Linked DNA regions of Homo sapiens: region 1 is linked to region 2. Evidence: chromatin loops called from intact Hi-C (ENCODE). Cell type or tissue: heart left ventricle. All regions are shown on one strand. Links, peaks and the distances in the headings refer to the core of each region. The heading gives the core; the rest is flanking DNA.

Region 1 (11,653 bases), core at 44-8,043, 380 kb before region 2:
CCGGGCCCTTGAGGTCCAGCGGCTGGCAGTGGACCACCTTGGGCTGGATGCGCACAGCCCTTGGTGAGGCCTGGTCAGCCACGGGTGGTGGTGCCATGTGGTCTAAGAGCCGTTGGTCAGAGGATGTGCTGCTGCTGCTGCTCACAGAGCTGGGGCGCCCGCTGAAGGAGATCCAATGGTGGGTGACATCCTGGTCACAGCGGGCGGGCGTCGGGGCCAGCTCTGGGGCCCCGCCCCGGGTCCGCTTTGGGCCGGTGGTCAGGGCCAGGCTAGGGTTGTCTATGTAGTCATTCTCCACATGGCTGGTCTTCACCTGGTCAATGGGTAGGATGGTGAGTGGGTGCTGGAGCCGGCTGTGGGACATCCGGCTGTCAAGAAGGGGCTGGACCATGACTGAGTTGGGAGTCAAGGGGGCGCTCTGTGGGATCGGGGGCTCCATGGGGCTGGAGGTCCTGGACTGTACGGAGAAACAGGCTTCTAGGGGCCCTGGGGGTGGGGTGGGGAAAAGGAAGAGAGAATGGATTCCAGGCATCAGTATGTGGCCTGCCAATACCTCACCCCCCATCAGGTCCTTGGGAGCCGCCCAATTGACATAGGAACTAAAATCCCTCTGTGGACTTTCCAGTGACTCCCCAAGCTTAAGATGATTAATAATGACAAGAAGTCAGTGGTGGAAATAATACTACTGAGCACTTAAGATGGAGGTACTCTCCTAAGCACCATATGCATTAAGTCATTGACTTCATGATAAGCCTAAAACGTAACTACTATTATCCCCCTTTTCTATTTAGAGAAAAGACATGTTGAAATTAATTTGTCCAAAGTCACACAAAACTATCCAAAACTATCAGTAGCAGGACTCAAACCTGGGCAGCCTGAGTTCATTCTCTTAGTCACTGTGAAACATGCTCCTTATTTAAGACACATAGCTCAGTGGATGTAAACACAGGCTCTGGAACAACACTCAAATTTGACTCTCACTTTGGTCTAGCAATATTGCTATGAATGAGTTCTTTCATCTCTATGCCTTAGATTTTGGTTTTGTCATCTGTAAAATGGGCTCTTGCAAGGATTAAATGAGAAAATACTATCTATTACCTAGCATATTACCTGGCACGCAGCAACAATTTATCGCTACCCCAGGGAATAAGTTTAGATCTCCTGAGCACTTACAAGCACTGCCTGCCAAGCACTGTGCCAGGCACTGGGGACAATGTGGTGAACTCAACAGACAGCTCTGGGTGCTCCCATGGAGTTTATCAGCTGGATAAACAAGCCCTTTATTTCAGATATTCACAAGAGAAGGGCTGTATCTGATGCCTGCACATCCAGGATATTAACTTATTACTACCACTTCTTAAGAGCAGCAACCTGCAGTGGCTAATAATCCCTGGGTATGTGAGCTTCTGACAACTTGGATGGGAAATCCTCTCGAGGGGCACTCACATCACCCATTTCCAAGTGCTGAGCTGAACATTCAGCCTAAATGCTATTTACTAGAGTAGCTAAGCCAACCCTGGATCAGTTTCTAATTTCACCGAGAGAGTGCAATTTTAAGTTGGAATCCAGCCAGAGATTCAACTGCAGTGCCTGACACGGAACCCCAGGAAGTCACTTAAATCAAAGAGCGGAAACTGCTTGGTTCAAATTTAGAAAGTGCACATTGTTTTCTATTAGAAGTGCCATTTCCTTGCCTGCTGACCTTTACATTTGGAATTCTGCTGGAGATCAATTTAAAGAAATAGCAGCAGAAGGCCAAGACCTCTGCTCAAGGGGATACAATTTGGAATCCAAGGGAAAGATTACACTCTGGGAAGATTCCACCCCAATCTTAAGAACCCCAGGGAATGGGGAGGGAGGGTAAAAGAGAAAGATAAGTCTTTAAAACAAAACCAAAAAAAGGCCATTGCATTAATGTATTATGGGGTGGGGTTTTAGTAAATGCTTTTGCATTTACTAAATTTGCATCAAGATGCTAACGATGTTCTAATTAGGAGAGCTGATCCTGCCCCTCTGCTGTTAGGTTTATCTAGAACCTGTCTAAAATAAAAAGCTAGCTCTAGATAAAAGTTTATGAAGGGGATAAAAAGGGGGCTATCCACGGGGCTCCAGTATGTATATCACTTACACTGCTAAATCCAAAAAGCATCCAGTCTTTTCTGCGAGGTTCAATGCTCAGTCAACTGATATTTCCCATTCACGCAGGGCATCAACTATTGGCTTTGCTCCCATGGCCCTGCCTACTTAAAAGGATGCTGGTATTTCTTTACACGCCTTGTTTTTCCTGTCTTGGAGAAAGCCTACCTAGTGGCAGTGCCTGCCCCCATGTTCTCTTCGGATGAAACCATAGCATCACCTTTGAATTGGCGATTTCCTTGTGGCAGAGTTTACCTTAAGTGTCTGGCAGGTCTGCCACCAAAGAGTAGCCACTTGCCAAAGCAGCCTCCCCTGGAGATCCTGTGGTCAGGGCTGGAGAGAGGGAATGCAAGTAAGCATCTATGGAGAGGAGTTTTTCCAAGGATCAGGCTGATGACAACGTAGGAATTCCAGGGAATGCTACCTCAGCCTGCCCACTTATTCTCAATAGGTGTTCCAAAGCCTTGCTTCTAGAATAAATGAGTTTGGGGCAAGAGGCCAGGGTTAGGAGCCCAAGGTCCAGCACTGAGGACGCTGCCTGGAGGAAAGGGTGTGGCTTGGCCTAAGAATTAAAAATGCCACGGATAAGATTCTCCAGCACCAGCCAGAACCCTCACCCCCGGACAATGATAACATGAGTCCCTTGTTCCAGAAACCGATGTCAGGAATATTCAGGGTCCTGCCAACACAATGTAGGCAGCAGTTTGAAGCTTCTATTGCCCCATATAGTTGGGTTTTGTCTCTCAGGACCAGGATTGGGTCTGGTCATGCTGTGGAAGAAAGTAAAAGACTCCCTTTCCTTAAGCAGATTCACTTTTTTTTTTTTTTTTCATTTGTGAGGTTCTTTAAAAACAGCCCATGTCCTACAGATAAAGCAAAAGAAATGGGCAATGCTCAGAAATTTTAATAGGCCTTGGAATCAGAAAGCAGATTCCCCAATTCATGGAAAAGTCCCACCAGGAAGCCAGGATGGGAGCAGCCGCTGCAGGCAATGGGGATGTTGGCATTCACAGGCTCCCATAACCCTCCAGAGGCAGCTGTCAACATCTGGGCCTGCAGTTGAGGCCAGACATGGGGATGGGAGCTTGGCCCACGATGACTTGGCTCTCTGGGGACGATGCAGCATCCGATGGCTCCACTGGGCATATTCTAAAATGTATCTTCCCTATTATAACCCCGATGTAGTAGGATTCCTTTCAACCACCAGCTCAGCAAAAACCAAATCAGAGTTCCACTGCTGGCCTCACCCCTCACCAGCAGGGACCCTCCAAGAGCCTCTGCTGAATTTATGTGGCTGACAAAGGAAAACAATTTTCTGAGCTGCCTATTTAAGAACCCCTCAGCACAGCTAAATGATGTCTCAAAAAAAAAAAGAAAGAAAAAAAGAAAAGAAAGAAGGCCTGGCGCAGTGGCTCATGCCTGTAATCTCAGCCTTTTGGGAGGCCAAGGTAGGCAGATCACTTGAGGTCAGGAGTTCAAGACCAGCCTGACCAACAGGATGAAACCCCCATCTCTACTAAAAATACAAAAATTAGCCAGGCATGGTGGCAGGTGCCTGTAATCCCAGTTACTTGGGAGGCTGAGGCAGGAGAGTCACTTGAACCCAGGAGGCGGAGGTTGCTGTGAGCCAATATCGCACCACTGCACTCTAGCCTGAGTGACAGAGCAAGACTGAGTCTCAAGAAAAAAAAAAAGAAAGAAAGAAAAAGAAAAAACAACTCTCAGTTGATTTGGTAGATCAATCTCTACTCACTGAGAAACACCCACCCTCCACTCTGAGCAATGCTGACAATCTTAAGTGCAATTTAATATGTGCTCCCTGCTTCCCCTGCAAGGTAGTAAGAGATTTATAATATAAATAAGAGAGAGGAGGTTTTGCCTCATTTAAGCAGTTTGGAAGAGACTGATGGCCAATTTGGAAGACACTGGACAGAGAAACAAACCCAGCACTCCACTTAGCCAAAGAAGCACCTCTATCAAGTTTAGGTGGTACTCTTACGAACTGGCAAGAGGGAAGGGACTTTTACCTCCACTCAACCTTCTAATAATAATAAATAATAATTATGGAAGCGGCTAATATTTACGAAACATTTCTTGGTGCCAGGCTCCGTGCTAAGCCCTCAGTGATTTATTTTCTCACCATAAATCAAGTCATTTAATCCTCACCATACTTCAAGAGAGAACCCATTTTACAGAGGAGGAAATGGAAGCACAAAGGGTCATAGAGCTAGCAAGTGACCAGAGCAGGATTTGAACCAAGACAGCAGAGGCTTCAGAGGCTGAAATATTAACCTCTCAGCCCTGACTTACAAAAGCCCTCCATAACCTCTGGGAATTTATGGAAAGGCATGAAAGTGCCATCACTTTCACAACCATGGACTCCTCCAGCCCTCACGGAACATCATTAGAACATCCTGGGGCTCTGCAATGCAACCAACAGGGAAGGAAAGCCAGATGGGGCTTACATCAGCCTGAACCCCAGGGAGGGGAATTTTCAATGTGGAGAGTGAAGGCTGTGGGGGTTTGTAATCTCTCTCATTCAAGGAAGGCTCAGAGTTCAAGTGCTCTTCACTCCAGTTCAGTGTTACATGCCATCCCCCGTCTTAAAAGTGGTTTCATTTTTAGTTTTCTTATAGTTGAATGGATTTCACTTGTAGGAGTTTATTACAAACCAGTCCCCAAAAGGAAACCCTGGGGTGGAAAGGAATCTCTACTCCTCCCCACCTATCAAGTTGAACTTAAGGGTCCCTAGGGTACCTTCATTGATGGGGTCCCTGGCCCAGGTCTGTGAGGAAGGGAGGGAGCCAGGGCACAGAGAGTCCTAGAATACTGAATCAGCAGGATATCAAAATCCCCAGAACACGCGCAACACTGTATTTGCTGCTTGGCGGGTCTGGGAGCCCAGAACCAGCCAGTCTGACACTCACTGCATTTGTACCTGTGGGGAGGGGGCTGAGCATCAGGCTGCAAACCGCTCAATACAGGCTGGCTGAAAAGAATCAAGAGGCATGTTAAATGTCCGCACAATTGAGCAGGATGCCTAATCCCACCCACCCACACCCTCCCCTTGACTTACCCTAGGGAGGTGAGTTGGGAAATATTGGGAAAACCTGACAGTTGTACTTTGAAAGCTACAGGTCAGCTAATGACAAACTGGCAAGAGGCTGTGAATGAATGGGTAGTTTAAGCACTGCCCCATTCAGTCTCAGCGGGTTCTTTCAGTGAAGGCTGTTTAACCCTTTAAACAACTCAGAATAAAGGTCTCTAGGCTGCCAGAGAGCCTGCCCACCACTATTGCTTGGTTCTTTGTGACACTATTCCAGTTTAGCTAATTAAGCTACAACCAAATAATGACTTATTGCTTTAAAAGGACTTTAAAAAGAGGGGGAGGGATGCTGAGGGAAGCAGAGGACTTGCCCCTCCCTATACCCTGCAAAGAAAGACAATCTCTGCTGAGAATGGCCCCAGTGGAAGAATAAAGCATTTGGGCAGCTGGATTTGTCTATGAATCTTTCTTCCTTCCCCCACCTCCCTACCCCCAGCACCAGCACTAAGAAGCTCACCTCTGGCCACAATCTGTCAGAGATCACAAAAAAAAAACGGTTGTTTTTCATCACTTCATCCCACCACATTACCGATTCCCAACCCTCTTCTCTTCTCTCTTTCACAGCCAATCAGCTGAGCTCCAAAGCCCCAGCACACGGAAGGGTGGGAATCTTGCTGGACTTTGGGCTTTGGGCTATTTAATCAGCTTCGAGTTTCTGCTTCACTGTATTACCGCCTTAATTGTCTGCTCAGATTCCCATAAAGAAGGATTAGAAGCCAAGAGTCAGTAAAGAAGGAGTCAGAAGGAGCCTGTTAACCACTGGCATAGTTTGGGAACTACTGGCCAAGTCCAGGTCTGGGTGGGACCAGAACCCTAGACTCCTAGGGCAGGGCTTCCTCCCACAGACACTAAGATCTTATTATTTGTCTTCTTACCCTCCACCAAGAAATGAACTTACAATAATAGATTTTAGCTTACTCCTGGGACAGGAGCAGGAAATGACTTCCCCTTCCCCCAACCAAAAAAAGACTACTGACAAGGGAAACCACTCTTCTGCAAGTGGCCACCTGCCCCGAAGGGCCCCTTCCCTTCTCCGCCAGATCCAGCACATCTGTGCTCCCTCCCCTGTGCCCTTGCTTCCTTCACTGACTGGGGCCTGTCCTTGGAAAGAACAATCATGATCACAGCTGAACTGTGGAGCCTCTTAAGCCCAGCCACATGTCCCGGATACATTCCCCAGCCTTGTCAGCTGTCCGGATCTGCAGGGTGGCCCCAGACCCCGAGAGCCAAGAATACCCTCCCTCTTACATCACGCAACACCCCACACCTCCTGTGCAGGAAAGGGGCACCCTTAAAACTAGGCCCTCCTCCTAGGAGCCCAATAATAACCATGAGCATGGCCCTAGTCCTGGCCGCTCACTAGCAGCTCTGCTGGCCTCTGTCCCCTTGGGAAGAGTTTATTTTCTCTACTGTGCAGATGGGGAAGCTAAGGCCATGCTTAGCAGGTTTGCCTAGTCACACATCTGCTCTGTTCTAGCCCCTGGCTTGGTCTGGAAGGGACAATACAGCTTTCTGAAAGTTGTTCACCTACCCCTGGCTCTTTTGAAAGAGCAAAAACATATTCTAATGAGTCACTGCTTTCTCCTTTCAGGGAGATAAGGTCGGCCCTGAGATAGAACCTTCTCCACTCTAGCCATTTCCCTTCCTTAAAAACTCTGTCATGTCTACATTCAAAACCCCAAATTTTCAACTTTGTCTCCAAATTCAGAGGCCTGGGCGAGAATCCTTAGCCAGGTTGTCATCACAAGGGAACTGCCACCTAAGTAGAGGCCAGATGACAAACACTGTGGATTTAGAACCAAATGGAACACTATGATTCTCCAAGAAACACTGGACTTTTCTGAATAAAGAGGGAGGGCTCCTTCCTAGGCCTCCTTTGCACCAACACCCAGGCCCTCATCAACAGGATAGCCCAAGGACAGAAAAACACACTGTGGGGGCACAAATCTTGGAGCTAGAAGATGTCAAACAACAAGACATTCAGCCCTGTAAACTGGAATCCCCACATATGGTCCCAAAGTATTAAATCCCAGAGCAACACAGCTCAAGGGTCACTTCTGTAAGTATTAATGGGTTTTATTCCTCTCTTAACTTTTATATCACTGATTTTCAAATTTGGCACTGAAAGGCTGCTTTCATTTATTATTCACGAAAGTCAGCCAAACCTCTGGTTTACCAAAGTTGGGGCTGGGGTCATGGGTGGGTGCGAACTGGGCAGGACAGATTTCCAAAGAGCCACATCTCTCCGCCAATTCTGGGAGGATGCAGATAAAAATGACATATGAGGCCGGGCGTGGTGGCTCACGCCTGTAATCCCAGGGGAGGCAGAGGCCGGCGGATCATGAGCTTAGGAGTTCGAGACCAGCCTAGCCAACATGGTGAAACCCTGTCTCTACTAAAAATACAAAAATTAGCTGGGTGTGGTGGCACACACCTGTAATTCCAGCTACTTGGGAGGCTGAGGCAGGAGCATCATTTGAACCTGGGAGGCGGAGGTTGCAGTGAGCCAAGATCGCGCAACTGCACTCCAGCCTGGGTCACAGAGCAAGACTCGTCTCAAGAAAAAAAAAAAATATATATATATATATATAAATGAAAACGACATCCGTAAGCTCCAAATGTCCACCTGTCCACAGCCTCTGCCCTACTATGTGTTCTGTCTCCTCCCACCAGCCCCCAACTAAAGCTTCAGTGAGATGAGGCCATTTCAGAGGGTGATCTGGAAAAGGTCATGGAGCTGGGCAGGAGGGCTAAGGGCAAGAGGGCATTTACACTCCACTGAAAGGGAGTGACTCCTGATAACCAACAGATGCCTTTAAAGTCTGCTCACTGTAACTGACCAATATTTGTCCATGAAGATTTCAGAAATCTGCTACTAAAATCCCCACCCTACACCCGTACTGGCCACATGGCGTGGTTGGTAAGTGTGTGTGCTGTTCACCACATTAGGATTTGCTGGAGCCTCGCAGCACGTGAGAACCCTCCCAAGAGATGGGAAAGAGGAAATGTGATTTCACACTGGACATCTCCACTAGTTCTTTCCCACCCTTCTGGGAGACAGAGAGGGAGAGAGAAAGAGAAATCTTTAACTGCAGCCCTGCCTCTCCTAGCTCTCCTGACACCCGCCCTAAAAAAAAAAAAAAAAAGGCTGAAAATTTCAGAGATGTTTATGCTCCATTTGTGTGAAGATCTGGAGAACTCCAAACATTGTGAAATCCACCAGTGCAATATTGGGTAGGGCCTCAGGCCAGACTGAGCTCATTAAGAGATTGATAAACCCGCAGTTCCCAACTTCTCTGAGCCTTATACCTTCCAGCTTTGAATCCCGAGAGACTTGTCAGGGAGGTTAGTGCCTCGGTCAGCTACAGACACAGACGAGTGCTTGCTCCCGCCCCTCTGCAAGTTCTTTGGCCTCCAGTGTGTCTGGCCTCTCCCAAAACTGGAGAGAATCACGCCACTGATTTGGAGGCAGGAAAGAAGGGGATGCCACTAGGTTTGGGCACCCCACTGTACACTCTTCTTTCCAGCACTAACCGCGCTGGGGGGTACGGAAGCCTTGCTGCGCCAGAAGGCGGCCTCCTGCCCTCACAGAGGCCTTGGCAATATGGATGCCCCTCCAGCAGCTGGTGAAAGAGGCAGCCAGCAGCTCCCTACTCTGCCTACCATCTAGCCCCTCCAGCCCATTTCGCCTCTCTTGCCCATCCTTCAGCCCTATAAGCCACGCAACCATTTTCTGTCTCCCCTGCCTCTCCTGCCCACAACCCCCTGCCCCCAATCAAGGAGAATTGAGAAACCGTCTTCTTGCACAAGAGCAGCTACTGTCTAAATGCTTTTTGATCGTCTGCATGGAGGGGGAACTGGGCACAGCCCTGGACCCAGTGATGGAGCCAAGCTCTAGCTGCCCTGGCTAGCCAAACCCGCCCTCACCCAGCTCACTGTCCCCGGGGTCTTGGCGATTCAGAATTTGTCAGAACATACCGTCTCTATCCTCTTCTCTGTGATGTCAAGCCTGGTACCACCAAGAAGGAAGGAGGGAAAGCAGGAGCCTTATCTCTCCTACATTCGCAACCTCTTCCTCCAGCTCCCACACGCCTGGTGTTATGTAAACGCACCTTCAACCCCCACCGCAGCCCTAGCGCGGCCTGGGGGCTCCGGGGCCTGGCACAGCTCGGTGCCCGAGGATAGGGAGGTACAGGGTGGCCGAGGAGCCTCAGGCCTTACAGAGGCCAGGCAAGAAAAAGTCAACTGCAAGGCAGTTGCATAGCATAAAATGCGGCAGCGGAGCAAAGGTCAGACGGCGAGGAACCGCCTCGCCAAGGAGAGGGAGTAGGAATGCCCAGTCCTGAGCCAGCCCCTCGCTGACCATCGAGGGAGAGGCAGAAGGGGAGGGAATTCAGTCCGTCACGGCTCCGAAGAGAAAGAAAAAATCTACGTCGAGCATAGGCCGCTACGGCGGGCTGGGAGATACACGGCAAAGCTGGCACCGTGGGCACCGAGCTGGGAGGTGGGCGAGCCGCCCAGAGCGAGGGCGCCCCCCGACCCAAACGGTGGCTCCTGACCAAGCCCAGAGACGCCCGTTCCAGCGTTCGAGGCGGATGGTGGCAGGAGAAGGAAAGAGGCCAGGCCAGAGGCAAACTCCCGGGACACGCACGGGGCTTCCCGAGTCTCAGAGGGCGGGGAAGCCGGGCTTGGCAATGCCCAGGGGTCGGAAACGGCGGTGCCAGGCTGTGAACACCCCCGGCGCCGTGCCGGCCGGGCCGAGGGCGTCAGGGAGCTGCGGCGCACCGCAGCGACTCAAGGAGGCGCAGGCTGAGGGAAGGAACACTGAGGCGCGCCTAGAAATAGCGCACCATTTGCCCCAGCCCAAGGGGGGAGTCGCGTCGCGGCTCAGAGAGGGGCAGTTTCAGATCTCCAAACCAGCCATGGACTTACTTTGAGGAGCTGCAGGGTCACAAGCATCGCCCCACGTCTGTGTAAATCCTGAAGCCGGGGCAGGTTAGCCGCCGCTGTACTCGCAGACGCCGGTCGGAGGAACCGGCAAGGCTCCCTGCGCTCCACAGCGCCAGCTCCGCGCTGTCAGCTCAGCTCGCTACCTCCGCGGCGATGTTGCAACCACTGCCTGGGAAAATGGCTTTTTTATGAATGGGAGGGAAGGGAGCGCCAGTGCGCACGCGTGCCGTTCGCGATTCTATGAATGGGTGGGCACAACAGACCCTGAGCGCGCATGCGCTCCGCTCCTTTTTTTATGAATGGGGGGCGGGAAAAGATCTTAACCCGTGATTGCTGGGACTGGCTCAAGCTCCACCAGGAGCCGTCGTTCTTTTACAAAGAGGGGTGGAGGTTCCAGTGGAGGCTGTTGTTGCCTTTTTTTTTTTTTTTTTAATGAATGGAGGGCGGCGGCGACTGCTGCAGCTGGGCCAGCTGCGCGGGCTGCACCCCCTCCCAGCCTGCGAGAGGAGGTAAAGGCCACCTTCACGCCACTGCGGGCCTGGGCAGGAACCGTCAGTGTCGCTGGGGGGTGGGGGACGCTGCGGCCTCCGGATCCCGGGTTGAGAGCAGGGTGGTGGAGGGCACACCTAGATCTGGGGATCTCTGCCCCCCGCAGGCAGTCAAAAGGGGGGGCGGGAGGACCCCTACTGGGGGCCTTCTCTTGCTCTAGACCAGAGACGCCAGGCGGGAGGGGTCTTGAAGCTGCGTTTACCAAAAATTAGGAAAATGTCCATCATTCATATCAAAGGGTGGGGTGAGGATTGGTGAGTGAATCTGGTTCTTTTTCCTGAGGCTGAATCTCTCGTGAGTGCTGGCCGCCCCTCCCCCCATTTCTTGGGTGTAGACAGTGACTGGGCCCAGGCCTCTTCCGGCTCCAGTACCCCCCGGGGCGATTCTGGCAACTCAGCCAGAGGAAGCCTGGCCCTCGCCTCCCAGCGTTCCCCCCGCCCCCCGCCCCAGTGCAATGTCCGCAGTGCCCGGGCGTCTGCCCGCTCTCTGTCGCCCTAGCTAGGTGTCCTTTCTCTGTCCCAGTCGGTTTCCCAGCCCTCACAGGACGCTGGCCTGAGGAGCCTCGGTCCACCGAAGGCCCACGGCCCTTCGCTGTTGTAGGCGCCTTTCCCCAATATCCCCCACCTCTCACCGGCCTCCCCTCCGGGGAAGTGGGAGCGGCCGAGAACTGGCCAGGTGGATGGGTGGAGCCGGCTGCGCCGAGGATGCTGCCGGGGTGGCCTCAGGATTAAATAACAACGGGGCTCTTGAGCCGCAGAGGAAATGGAAATGGCTGGGGATCCTTTCTTCGCTGTTAATGATGGTGGCGTTGGGGGGCGGGGGTGAGGATCAGCTCAAGCCGGTGAAAAGAAAAGCCCCCGCCATTAGGCCTGACTCCAGGAAGGCGGGGAGCCCTCGCAGCAGGCCCTGCTC
Region 2 (12,313 bases), core at 2,402-10,401:
GGAAAACATTAGTTAATAAGATTTATAATCTTAGAATGGGAAACACTTTTGGAAGCATGATTTAAAACCCAGAAGTGAAAATAAAGTAGTGAGACTGATTCTAAAAAATCTAAAATGTCTGTCCAGGAAAGAGGAAAAAAACTCTCCTGGTTTAGACTCTAAGGAGAAATTAATTGATCCTATCTTTTCCATCTATCTTCTTCTCAGTGGAATTGTGTGAGTGACCTATGGCCAGGCTCTATGGGACAAGACAAGCTTCTCAGAGCTTACAGGGTGAGATCACATCCTTTGGCAAAGCCCTGTCGCGGGGTTAATTATTTCAATAGCAGTGGTTTGGGTTTTTTAAATTATTTATTTTTATTTTTTTATTTTTTGAGACAGAGTCTCACTCTGTCGCCCAGGCTGGAGTGCAGTGGAGTGATCTTGGCTCACTGCAACCTCCACCTCCCAGGATTCAAGCTATTCTCCTGCCTCAGCCTCCCGAGTAGCTGGGATTACAGGCGTGCGCCACCACACCCGGCTAATTTTTGTATTTTTAGTAGAGACAGGGTTTCACCATATTGGCCAGGCTGGTTTGGGTTTTTAAATGACTTTATTGAGATATACTTCACATACTCTGAAGTTCACCCATTTAAAATGTACAATTAAGTGGTTTTGGTATATTTACAAAGTTGTGCGGCCATCACAACTATAATTTTAGAATATTTTTGTCACCCCCCAAAGAAACCCCATATCCATTAGCAGTTCATTCCCCATTCCTCCCTCCTGCCAGGCCTAAGCAACCACTCATCTACTTTCTGTCTCTATAGATTTTCCTGTTCTGGCCGTTTCATATAAATGGAATCAAACAACATGAGCATTTTTCCTTTAGTGTGATGTCCTCAAGGTTCTTCTGTATTGGAGAACATATCAACATTTCTTTCCTTTTTATTGCTGAATAATATTTCATTGCATGGATACACCACATTTTATTTCTCTGTTCATCAGCTGATGAACATTTGGGGTGTTTCTTCTGTTTGGCTATTATTATACTGTTGTTATTCATGGGCAAGTTTTTGTGTGAACATGTGTTCATTTCTCTTGGGTCTAGCAGTGTTTTTTTTTTCTCTTAAAGATTTACCCGAAGAATTTATCTATATCTCTATCTATCTATAATCTATCTATCTATCTATCTATCTATCTATCTATCTATCTATCTATCTATGTCTATCTGCCTCTCTGTATATATGTATTCCCCCCCACCCTGCCCACCATCATAACCTCATGGAGAACCAAGCAGATTTGGGTTCTAAAGACCTCAGATCTCTTACATTCCTGGCCTGGGACCTTCTGTGCAAAGGTCACGACTCACTCTCACTATGCCTCAGTTGTGCTATCAATGGAAGGAAGGTGAGAACACCAGCTCTTTCACACTGCCACAGGATATTGTAAAGATAAAGAAAATGACGTAAATCAATAGGATCTGCTCTTTCCAAGATATGAAGCCATATGAATAGGCCAGTGTGCATCAAAGAAACAAGATACACTTGAACCAAAAGTTTTGCCAGCACAAAGATGACTGCATCAGCCGAGTCCAGTGGCTTGATGTGGGGGCACAGATGGTACAAGAAATCACCATCTCAAGATTTTGGTGTTCTTTGAGATCAGAATTTGGTTGCCTTCCAAATCCTGCCAAACACCCTGAGGGAGGACCCCAGCTTGGTCACCCTGGTGGCGGGTAGGAGAAAGGGCAGGGCCATAATGTACTGACCGGCAGCCCAAGGGGCAAGCTTAAATTCTAAAGCCTACCCTCTAGCCAACATTTCCCGCAAAGACCACCCTACCCCCGTTTAATTAAAAAGCACCCTACTCTCTGCAGAGTCCCAGAGACACCTCTTTTTGTGAAATCCCTGACATTCCTGTAGGCTCTGGGGCAGGGGAGTGACCCCTCACCCCTGGGTAGAATCTAATAAGAACTTCCCAGTAGAGGTACTGGGCACCCAGGTGGCAGAAGAGGGGTCTAAAATACATGTACTTCTTCCTGCTCTCTGACCCATCACCTGTGCCCTTTGCTCTTTAAACTCAGGCAGCAGGAAATTCTACTGATAGGTGTGTAAATGATTAGTGGAATAGGAAATGAGAAGGTGGCATCCTGGGTTATAGTCTGCACATCACCACTTACTAGATGTATAATTTAGGATAAGTAACTCATTTCTTTGAGACTTGGTTTACCCATCTGCTAAATGGGATAATAGCAGTACTTGCCTCGTAGGGTCATTGTGAGGATTACCTGAGATGATGCCTGTAGGGACTCCAGCATACCATCTGTGTTTGCTATAGTTATTATATTACTTCTAAAGTCAGAATTAAAGACCTCAAGGCTGGGCGCAGTGGCTTATGCCTGTAATCCCAGCACTTTGGGAAGCCGAGGTGGGGGTGGATCACCTGAGGTCAGGAGGTCAGTTCGAGACCAGCCTGGCCAACATGGCAAAATCCTGTCTCTACTAAAAATACAAAAATTAGCTGGGTGTGGTGGTGGATGCCTGTAATCCCAGCTACTTAGGAGGCTGAGGCAAAAGAATCGCTTGAACCTGGGAGGCGGAGGTTGCAGTGAGCCAAGATCTCACCATTGCACTCCAACCTGGGTGACAGAGCAAGACTCTGTATCAAAAAGAAAAAAAAAAAAAGAAAGAAAAAGAAAAAAGAATTAACGACCCCAAGTAATCCATCCATTCTCCCTAATCTATTTAGGAAGACTCATTTTCTATTGGTCAATTAACTGGATGCACTTAATCAAGCACCTAGTATCTATTAGCTACCACAGAGAGGGCTTGGGAATGAAACTTAATTTTCCCGCAAGAATGGAGAATTCAAGCTGTGAGAGAAACTAAGATACATGAAGTTCTTAAAGAACATATAAACAGTAAACTGCAATCCTGACAGTCAATGCCATTCTGATTCAGAGAGGGGAGACAGCAGGAAAGTCTGGAAGGGCCAGATAAGGCCTCAGAGGGGAGACAGCACCAAGGTGGGCCCTCACAAGTCAAGATGAGTTCACAGCAGAAGAGGAGAGGGAGACAGAACTGGGCAAGGGTGGGTGAGGGAGAAGGGAGACCCATGTGAGCATGGGCAATTTGGGAGCCCAGGTGGGTCTGGGCCTGGTGCATGGTCTGGGAGCTAAGCCACAGACAAGCATCCTGCTGTCTTTCCTACTCTCAAGGATCTCTAGGAATAACATGCCATGGAGTCTTTTAGTCACCTTTTCCACTAATAATTATCCTTCCTATGAGAACTTCTGTCACTAATACATTTTTATGGCATGTAAGAGGGAGGAGCTGCTATCAGATGAGCTTTGAGTCAATCTAGACCATTGCAAAAAAGCAACATAGAGTGGCAACCATTGACTTCGGCCACCCTGCATCTAGCCCCCTTTGTCCTGGGATGAGAACTCTGATCATTTCTGGGGAAACACCCCTTCATTGCTTTCAGTCCATGCAGTTTTGGGGATGGGAATGACTCCATGCCCATGGCAAGGATGGGTACAGTACCCACATTCGTTCTATGAGATTGACCCTGAGATTCTAGCTAGAACTAGAAAGGGAAGCACCTGTTCTTGTACGGTGCTGTGCTAGTAGGATGTCAGCTGGGAGGTGCTGCAGCCATGTGGCCTTCACAATGGGCAGGTCTTCCTGGAAACAGAAGGACGCAGGGGAGGCAAAGCCAAGATATGGAAAGACAGCTTCATGATGCCATCATCTAGGCCCCTGGATCTCATGATACCAAAACCTTGCTTTTTCAGGCACATGAGTTAATAAAAAAATCCTCTTTTTGCCTAAATCTCTTCAAACTGGGTTTCAGTCCATGGTTACTAAATGAATCCTGACTTATTCAAGTAATGACCTTGTTCCTACCAGAATTTTGTTGGTTGCTTCTTAGCATGGGTATTTGTAGTCCATAGCCCAGGGGCAGACTACATCCAGGATAACAGTTTGTGTGTGGAAGTGATAGTGGCGTCTATCCATATCCCTAAATGGATATAGGTACATGTTCTATGAGGAGGCATTATAGGGGAGACCGAGGCTGCAAAATCTGTTTCTCCTCTTTGTCTCTGAAGTCTGTGTACAGAGCAATTTTCCCCAAACCCCTGATTTTATTCCTCTTGTTTTCAACCAGAGAAAGGAACTCTTGAATCTGTTAAGTATGTTTTGCAGGGCTCTAAGAAATCAGGAAGAGATGGGGAAGGGAGGTGATGGGGAAAAAGAGGCTCTGCATGTCTCATTTTTGTTTTTTCCTTTTTGCCAACGACAAAGAATCAGCTGGCATCCTTTTATTTTCTATTTCATTCAGTGCTTTTTAAAATGAAGCATTAAGTCTACTGTAATGGGATTTGTCTAATGATTTCCTGGTAAACGTCTTCTTGGATCTCAGCAAAGATAATTCACTTAGTAGGAACCATTTCCTGCTTCCCCACTAAGAACCAGACCTACCCAGTTCTTTCTGGGAGTGAATTGGCCTTTGAATGAGAGAAGGCAGTACAGGAATATTTCACTCTAGCATTCATCACATAGACTCAAGCTTGCCACAGACCCAGATCAGGGAGGAGAACAGGAAGGCGGGGGTGAGGGAGAACGTTCACGCTGAGCACAACATGAAGCCAAGCAGAAAGTCTGTAGCAATCTGAGCCCTTTGCAGAAACAGATGCACTCACCTCTTTGCCTTGGCTCTGGGGTGCTTTCTTTCTGGGGCAGTGACAGCTTCTGCAATGTCCACACTGTTCTACCAGGACAGCTGCAGGCAGGCTGCTGCAGGAGGAAGGGAGTTCCCATTCACCATCAGAAGGGAGTGTCCTCCCAGAAAAGGAGGCGATGCCCTGATTCCCCTGGAGCGAAGGCTGTTGGATCCACTTGTCCTCTCTCTCCTGCTCCCTTTCTGGTATGAATGGAGCTCAGAGAAACCCCATGAGAAGAACTGAGTGAAACCACACACCATACCCACCCACCTGTTAGTAGGTTGGCCTCCTAGCCTTGGGGATCCTGGAGAGGAAGGCTGCCGAGTGGGTCATGAGGCACTTGGGCCCCTACAAGTGCAGCTGACACTGGTATGCCCACAGAAAGGCTAAGGACAAGCACTGTATATTTATTTCTCCCCCTCTCATGTGATCTTATTTTTGGACTGGACACAAAAGCTATTTGGGGGCTGGACAGCTGCCAGGTGAAAGGACAATGATCTCATCCGAATTCTCTCCATGCCTCTCTCTGCACTAGTCCCTGTTACCTTTCCCAATATGAGGCAGAAGGGAGCGGGTTTTGCTCTGAGCCTTACTTTCAGTACATCCAAGCAATGTGTCCAACTTATCATTTTTCTTCAATTAGCTGATTGCTACCTTTTGAGGTTTCACAGAGGATCAACGTAATGAACGAAGTCCTTACTTTTATGTCTGAGGCAGGTGAGTATTTCTGAGTCTGGTGGTCGTGTCACACAGTCATCATACACACTATTTTAGATGCAAAGATCCTCTTTTCAACACCAGGATGGGAGCCCCGACCCTGAAAGGCAGATGTGGGCAACGCCACAGAGCTAGGCTCTCAATGTGTTGATTCTGCCTTCTGCCCTGGCTGTTTCTGCCTCTGGCTCCTAGGCTTGTAAAACTTACAACATTGAGACAGTTTGATTTTTCACCTCTGATCCTTCCTCTTCAGACATGAATGGAAAGTTTTGAAAATGTCATGCCTGGCAAGATGCCAATTCAATATCGTCCTCTTCACCATTATCACTGTTATTTACTGGGCTCTTTCTTGCTGAATGCCCTTCATTTGAGGAGTACTTCTGCATTCTTGTATTTAATCCTCACAACACCGCTGCCAGGAGGGTAAGATTGCTCCTATTTGATATCCAGGGAAGCTGAGGTTTGGAAAGGCTCCTCACCTAAGCTTTGGAGAGGGTAGAGTGGGATGGGAACTCCCGACTGTCTGAGCTCTTGGCCACTTTGCCCTACCGTCTCCTGAAGATGTGAATCGTTGACATTTCACTGTTGTTTTCACTTCATAAGAGGGAAAACAAAACCCTTAGGGTTGATTCAGACCCACAACTTCAATCCTTGATTTCTGTTCCAAATCCAGTTATTGAAGGGGAGAGAAAATAAGGTTTTCACCTGTTTACAGTCCCAGGCCCTGGTTCTAGGTACAGGATGGAGTCTCTGGCCACCATTCTCGTTGGAGCCATTTTCCTGTGAATAATTCGTTGTGCAAACACACACACCAGAGAGGACTGGGCTGGGCCGCCCAGGCCGGGTTCCCACTGTATCCAAGCTGGACTGCACTTTCCACTACCCTGAGAAAGAGACAGAGAGATTGAACCAACAGCTTGTCCAACACTGCCCTCTGCAGGTCACTGGGCTGCATTACCCCAGATGGGAGTCTGCAAGGCTTTCCAAAGAGGAGGGCCACACCAAGGATTATTTTTAGACAATCAGTTAGTTCTCCATTTCTGCAGCTACTCTTTCCTAAACCTGGTTTGCCTGAGCACGTGTCTGTGTTCATAACCCTTCCCCTACTGTATGAAAGGAAATCATACCTGTCAGTCTTCACAAATCTTAATAAGGTGCCATTGCCCCAAGTATAAAAATATCAAAGTCCCCAAACTAGGAACTTCCTTTAATACTTTAATTCAGTCTTTTTTAATGATTAATTAGGCATTTTTTAATTCAACAACTTTGCTTTTCCTTCCTTGAATATTGAGGGACAGAACTGTGGAAGCAAATCAAAGAGAATATTAGAAATAATAACAGATTAATAGGTACACTTGAAGAATGATGCCACAGTTTAATTTTTTTTTTTTTTTTTGAGACAGAGTCTCGCTCTGTTGCCCAGGCTGGAGTGCAATGGTGCAATGTTGGCTCACTGCAACCTCTGCCTCCTGAGTTCAAGAGATTATCTTGCCTCAGCCTCCTGGGTAGCTGGGATTACAGGCACCTGCCACCACGCCTGGCTAATTTTTGTGTTTTTAGTAGAGATGGGGTTTCATCAGTTTGAGGCTGGTCTCAAACTCCTGATCTCAGGTGATCCACACACCTTGGCTTCCCAAAGTGCTGGGATTACAGGCATGAGCCACCGCACCTGGCCCACAGTTTAATTTTTAAATTCCAGCTTTATAATATATTAGAAATTATGCTCTTGAAACCATATAAACTTAATGATGAAAATTAACATAAATGTTTAAATGTGGGTATATGTAACATTGTTTTTCAAAATTGTTTTAGAAGGTACAAGAACAATTTGTGAAGTCTGCTGTACCCTTGGGCTGGCTATTGCTGACTGATATTAGGTTGCCATCTATCCATCCATTCATCCAGCCATTCCTCAAATACCCATTGAGCACCTACTGTGTGCCAGGCCTTGTTTTAGGCACTAGATATAAAAATAGTGAGCAAAAAATGGCATGTTCCATGGCAAATTCTTAGTGATGGCCTCCTCTAGGAAGCTCAGGGAGGGAAACAGATTATGGATACACTTTTAATAATTAATTCAATAAATGTAAGAATTCAACAGTGATAAGCACTACTAAGTGTTCTGTGCGGGAAACGTGTGAGGGGAGAAGAAAAGGCACACACAATACTTTTGAATCCCATATAACTAGCAATGCAGATATAATAAGCAAATGATATAATAAGCAAATTGCAATGGGAAAGGGAGAAGAAAAAAAAATATATATATATATATTTATACCACCAGACTATGGAGGATTCATCACCAGGCCAGGAAGCAATAGCCTGGACTCCAGAGTCAGCCACTCATCTGTGCACAGACGAGGAGAGGTCTGTGAAGCTTCGGCACAGTCTGGGACTCTAGCTCTTTTGTAACGAGTTGTTTGGCATGAGGTCCAGTCACGAGGGCCCTTCGCAACTGGGCTCAAGGAACACAAAAAGGTCAACTTGTTTTTGTGATTGTCTGTTATTTTTCAATAACTAATGTATAGGAATAGATTGAAATGGAGATTTCTCCGAAACTGTGCTGGATGAATGCCTCAAGGGGTTCACACAACCTGTTCCGGGAGTTGGTGACCATTGTTTGTGTCCACGTTCAATTGAGTTCAAATTTAATATTTTTTTCCTCCACACCAAGGAGAGGTATTTGGTAATTAGAGAATGAATAATGGAGATTAACAATGTATAATGAAGATTATTATACATTATAATCCTCATGTATATATACATGAGTTGATGGGGGAGGCATCAGGGAAGGTAGCCCTGGAGAAACGAAATCCAAACCAAAAATAAGGTATCCAAGAATCTCTATGAAAAAACTGTGAAGACCCAGGAAAAAAAGGCCTCTATAACATGAGAGGATCAGGGAGAAGTAGGATCAACGTTTTTAGAGTTAGTTGGGGTTTTGTTTGTTTGTTTTGTTTGAGTTGGAGTCTCACTCTGTCGCCCAGGCTGGAGTGTGGTGGTGCGATCTTGGCTCACTGCAACCTCCACCTCCTGGGTCCAAGCAATTCTCCTGCCTCAGCCTTCCCCAGTAGCTGGGATTACAGGCCTGGCACACAGTGGGTGCTCAATAGGTATTTGAGGAATAGGTGGATAAATGGATGGATAGATGGCTGGGATTACAGGTGCCACCATGCCCAGATCATTTTTTTTGTATTTTTAATAGAGACGGGGTTTCTCTATGTTGGCCAGGTTGGTCTCGAACTCCTGACCTCAAATGATCCGCTGGCCTCAGCCTCCCAAAGTGCTGGGATTACAGGCATGAGCCACCGTGCCCAGCCTAGAGTTAGCTGTTTTCATAAAGGGCCTTTGCCCTTACGCAACTTCAACCCGTATTAAAAATCAGTGGTTCTCAATCAGGAGCGATTTTTCCCCAGGGGATATTTAGCAGTTTCTGCAGACATTGTTAGTTGTTGCATCTGGGGTTGTTCTAGTGGCATCTAGTGAGTAGAGGTCAGGGATGGTGGTAAACTTTCTACAATGCTCAGGACAGCTCCCCATAACAAAGAATTACCTGGCCCTAACAGTCCATAGTGCTGGGGTTGAAAAATCCTATCATAAATGGGGGCAGGGCAGGCCTGACAAGTGTCTATAGTGGTTGTGGATTCACTTGTTTATGCATTCATGCATTCAGCAAATACTTATTGAGTGCCCACTATGTTTTAAACACCATTCTGGGCATAGTTGAAGCCCACCTGTCACCCATTAACCAAAAATAACCATCTCAAATAGCTAGCCTGGTTGTGTTCCTTTGTTACTCAGCTTAACATTTTTACCATTAGAATGGTGACAAAGCTGGTCTTATTGCCTGAAGAAAGAAGATATTGAAATGCATGGATATTATTTGCAAGGATGGTCACTGAAGAATTGTTTGCAATTGTGGAAACAACCTAAGTGTCAACAGAATGGTTGCCTAACTGTGATACAGTGGTACTATGGCATACTAAGCTGCCAATGAAAAAGAAAGGCAAATCTCTTTGTGGTAACATGGAAAACAACCATGGAGATATTATCAGCTGGAATTTTTTTTCAGAATTGCAGGTAGAATATGATTGATGAGATGTGTGTTTTTTTAAATTGGTGTGTATGTGTGTGTGTGTTTGCATGTGCATGCAATTGCTGGAGAAATTCTCACCAAATTCTTTTTTTTTTTTTTTTTTTTTAATAAAAAGCAGAGTCTTGCTCTGTCGCCCAGGCTGGAGTGCCGTGGCGTGATCTTGGCTCACTGCAAGCTCCGCCTCCTGGGTTCATGCCATTCTCCTGCCTCAGCCTCCTGAGTAGCTGGGATTACAGGCACCCACCATCACACCTGGCTAATTTTTTGTATTTTTAGTAGAGATGGGGTTTCACTGTGTTAGCCAGGATGCTCTCGATCTCCTGACCTCGTGATCTGCCCTCCTTGGCCTCCCAAAGTGCTGGGATTACAGGCGTGAGCCACCGCACCTGGCCCTCACCAAATTCTTAATAATGGCTACCTCTAGAGAATGAGAAACAAAAACAAAAACTGTAATGTGTTCATTGGTAGTAGCTCTTTACCTAATTCCACCCTTTCATACTGATCAGCTTCTTCCTGGTTCATCTCCATTGTTATCAGTAGTCAAGTCAGTCACCAACTTCTGGAGATCCTTCAACTTGTAGGACAATATCCAATATTTACTGTTAAATCCATGTCCCTTTAAAACTTGCCCTCTAGCCAATCTTCATAAGCTCTTCTTGGGAGCTGCTTTCTCTGCCTCAGCCACAATTTCTGTGCCCATCTCCCTGGAACTTAAGCCAGTGAACTCACCAGGACTGTATCACACCATATTCTTTCAAAACAGGCTCACCTCTGTGCCTGGAAAACAGCCCATCTTTTTTTCTATGTGTATTAGTAGAAAAAAAGGTGAAATGACTGTGATCATGAATAATCCCCACCTCTCAGTGGCTTAAAATAACAAAGGCTCCTTTCTCACTCACAGTTGGGCACGTCTGTCCATTTGCAGGTGGGTTGGGAAGCTCCATTCTGTATCACCCTCGCTCAAGGACCTGGACTGAAGGATTTCTGCTTTCAAGAAGAAAAAAAAAAATAGAAGACATGTTTACTAATACACTGGTAATTATTTCTATTCATATTTTATTGGCCAAAGCGAGTCATATGGGTATACAACATAAAATGAGGTGCAGAATTTCAATCCTATCATTTGCTTGGAAGGTGGAGAGTCATATTTGGAGAACATGAGTTCTATAATTGTTGGATGTAACAGTCTATACATGTCCACTAAGTCAAGTTTGCTAATCGTGTTTAAATAATCTATATCCTTACTCATGTATCTGTTCACTTCTTGCAGTTTTGTCAATCTTAGTTTTATATTTTTGAAGCTATATTATGTGTACAAGTTTTATAATCATTGTACTTTCTCATGAGTTAAACTTTTTATCATTATGATAATGCTTTTTGCCTTAAAGTCTACTTTGTCTAATATTAATATAGATAACATTAATTTTTGTTAATATTTATATTTTTCCACTTTTTAATTTCAACATTATAATACAAATGTTTTAGGTATGTTTCTTATAAACAGTATGCAGATTGTTATCCAATTCAATCTTTGATTTTTAATTGAACTATTTAATTTATTTACATTTAATGTAATTACTGATATATTTGAATTTAAATATACCGTCTTCTTAAGTGTTTTCAATTGTCTCACATGCTCTCTGTTCTCTTTATCCTCACTTTTTGCCTGCTTTTGGAAAATATTGTTTTTGCCTCCATTGTTTTGGAAGTTACATATCTTTTTAGTAGTCTTTTAGAGTTTATCCTATAGATCACAGTATGGGTCTCTGAGTTAGCAAAGGCTAATAATGTTAATTGGCACTTTCATTTTCTTCCATAATAGTACAAGGACCTTAGAACGTTTCAATTCATTTACTTCCTCTCCTGATTTGTATGCACTTTTAATATTTTTAATTTTTTAAATCTTCAGCACTGTGTTACATTGTTTCATACGGTATAATTCATTTAGACTTCCTCAAATGGACCTTCGTGCTGGACCTCATTTCTTTCTGCATCTATATAACCTATCATCCTTAATCATCTTCCTTCTGCTTAAAGAACATCCTTTAGTATTTGATGCTGGTAAAGAATCCTGAAAATGTCTTAATTTCACTTTTATTATTGAAGGCTATTTTCACTGGACATAGAATTCTAATGTTGACAGTTATTTTATTTCAGCACTTGAAAGACATTTAAATTCCACTAATTTCTAGTTTCCATTGTTTCTATCAAGAGGTAAGCTAACAGTCTATTACATTTTTTCAAGTAATGACAGCTGCTTGTAATTTTTTTTTCCCTTTGTCTTTGGTTTTCATCTGTCTTATTGTGATGTACCTAGGTGTGGCTTTTAAAAATTTCTCCTGCTTGCAGCTCCCAGGGCTTCTGAGATTTGTGGCTTGTTGTCTTTAATCAATTTTGGGAATTTTTCAACTATTTTCTCTTCAAATATTGATGCTGCACCATTCTCTTTCTCTTCTCCTTCTGAAATTTTAATTCTCATTTTATCTCCATATCTCTTACTCTCTGTAGCATTGCTATCCTTTTGTCTCTCCATGTTTCGTCATGATGTTGTCTTCTAACCTACTTTCCAGTTCATCAATTTTCCCTACAGCTGTGTATAATTTTTTGTTAAACCAAGTAAAGAGTATCCACTGAGCTCTTTGCTTTTGTTAGTATATATTTTAAATTCTAAATTGTTCACTGGTTATTTTTTACAACTTTTTCATCCTTTTTTAAAGTTTTCAGTTCTCTGCCAAATTTGTTGATACTGTCTTTTATCTCCGTATGTGTAGTAAACATAATTAATTTAAAGT

Evidence for each region. Hi-C counts contacts between places; a loop is a spot of excess contacts. Peaks named below come from ENCODE experiments on the same cell type or tissue, not always from the same donor. Only the 100,000 strongest peaks of a DNase experiment are listed, where the experiment ranks them.
Region 1: a loop joins it to region 2, with 2.3 times the contacts of the local background. A loop is called at or near these places in 9 of 110 quality-filtered maps.

The regions. Positions count from the first base shown.
Region 1 is chr5:142,314,670-142,326,322 of GRCh38, forward strand. SPRY4 (sprouty RTK signaling antagonist 4) reads right to left here and starts at 10,352. Exons shown (of 2, transcript NM_001127496.3): 1 at 10,175-10,352; 2 at 1-486. The coding sequence starts at 439. It overlaps SPRY4-IT1 (SPRY4 intronic transcript 1), which reads right to left and starts at 3,653. Exons shown (of 1, transcript NR_131221.1): 1 at 2,951-3,653. It overlaps SPRY4-AS1 (SPRY4 antisense RNA 1), which reads left to right and starts at 10,624. Exons shown (of 4, transcript NR_120664.1): 1 at 10,624-10,701. RefSeq lists enhancers at 4,923-5,667, 8,350-9,314, 9,315-10,277, 9,759-9,818. In heart left ventricle, for the core only: a CTCF peak has its summit at 3,354; no DNase peak of the experiment used is centred there; H3K4me3 peaks cover 6,100 bases; H3K27ac peaks cover 6,958 bases.
Region 2 is chr5:142,692,935-142,705,247 of GRCh38, forward strand. It overlaps a transcript of FGF1 not described here. Among named protein-coding and RNA genes, the nearest start is that of FGF1, 13 kb to the left of the region's middle. RefSeq lists a silencer at 6,259-6,308. In heart left ventricle, for the core only: a CTCF peak has its summit at 6,371 (motif pointing left); DNase peaks (open chromatin) are centred at 4,810, 5,159 and 6,327; H3K4me3 peaks cover 3,142 bases; H3K27ac peaks cover 3,343 bases.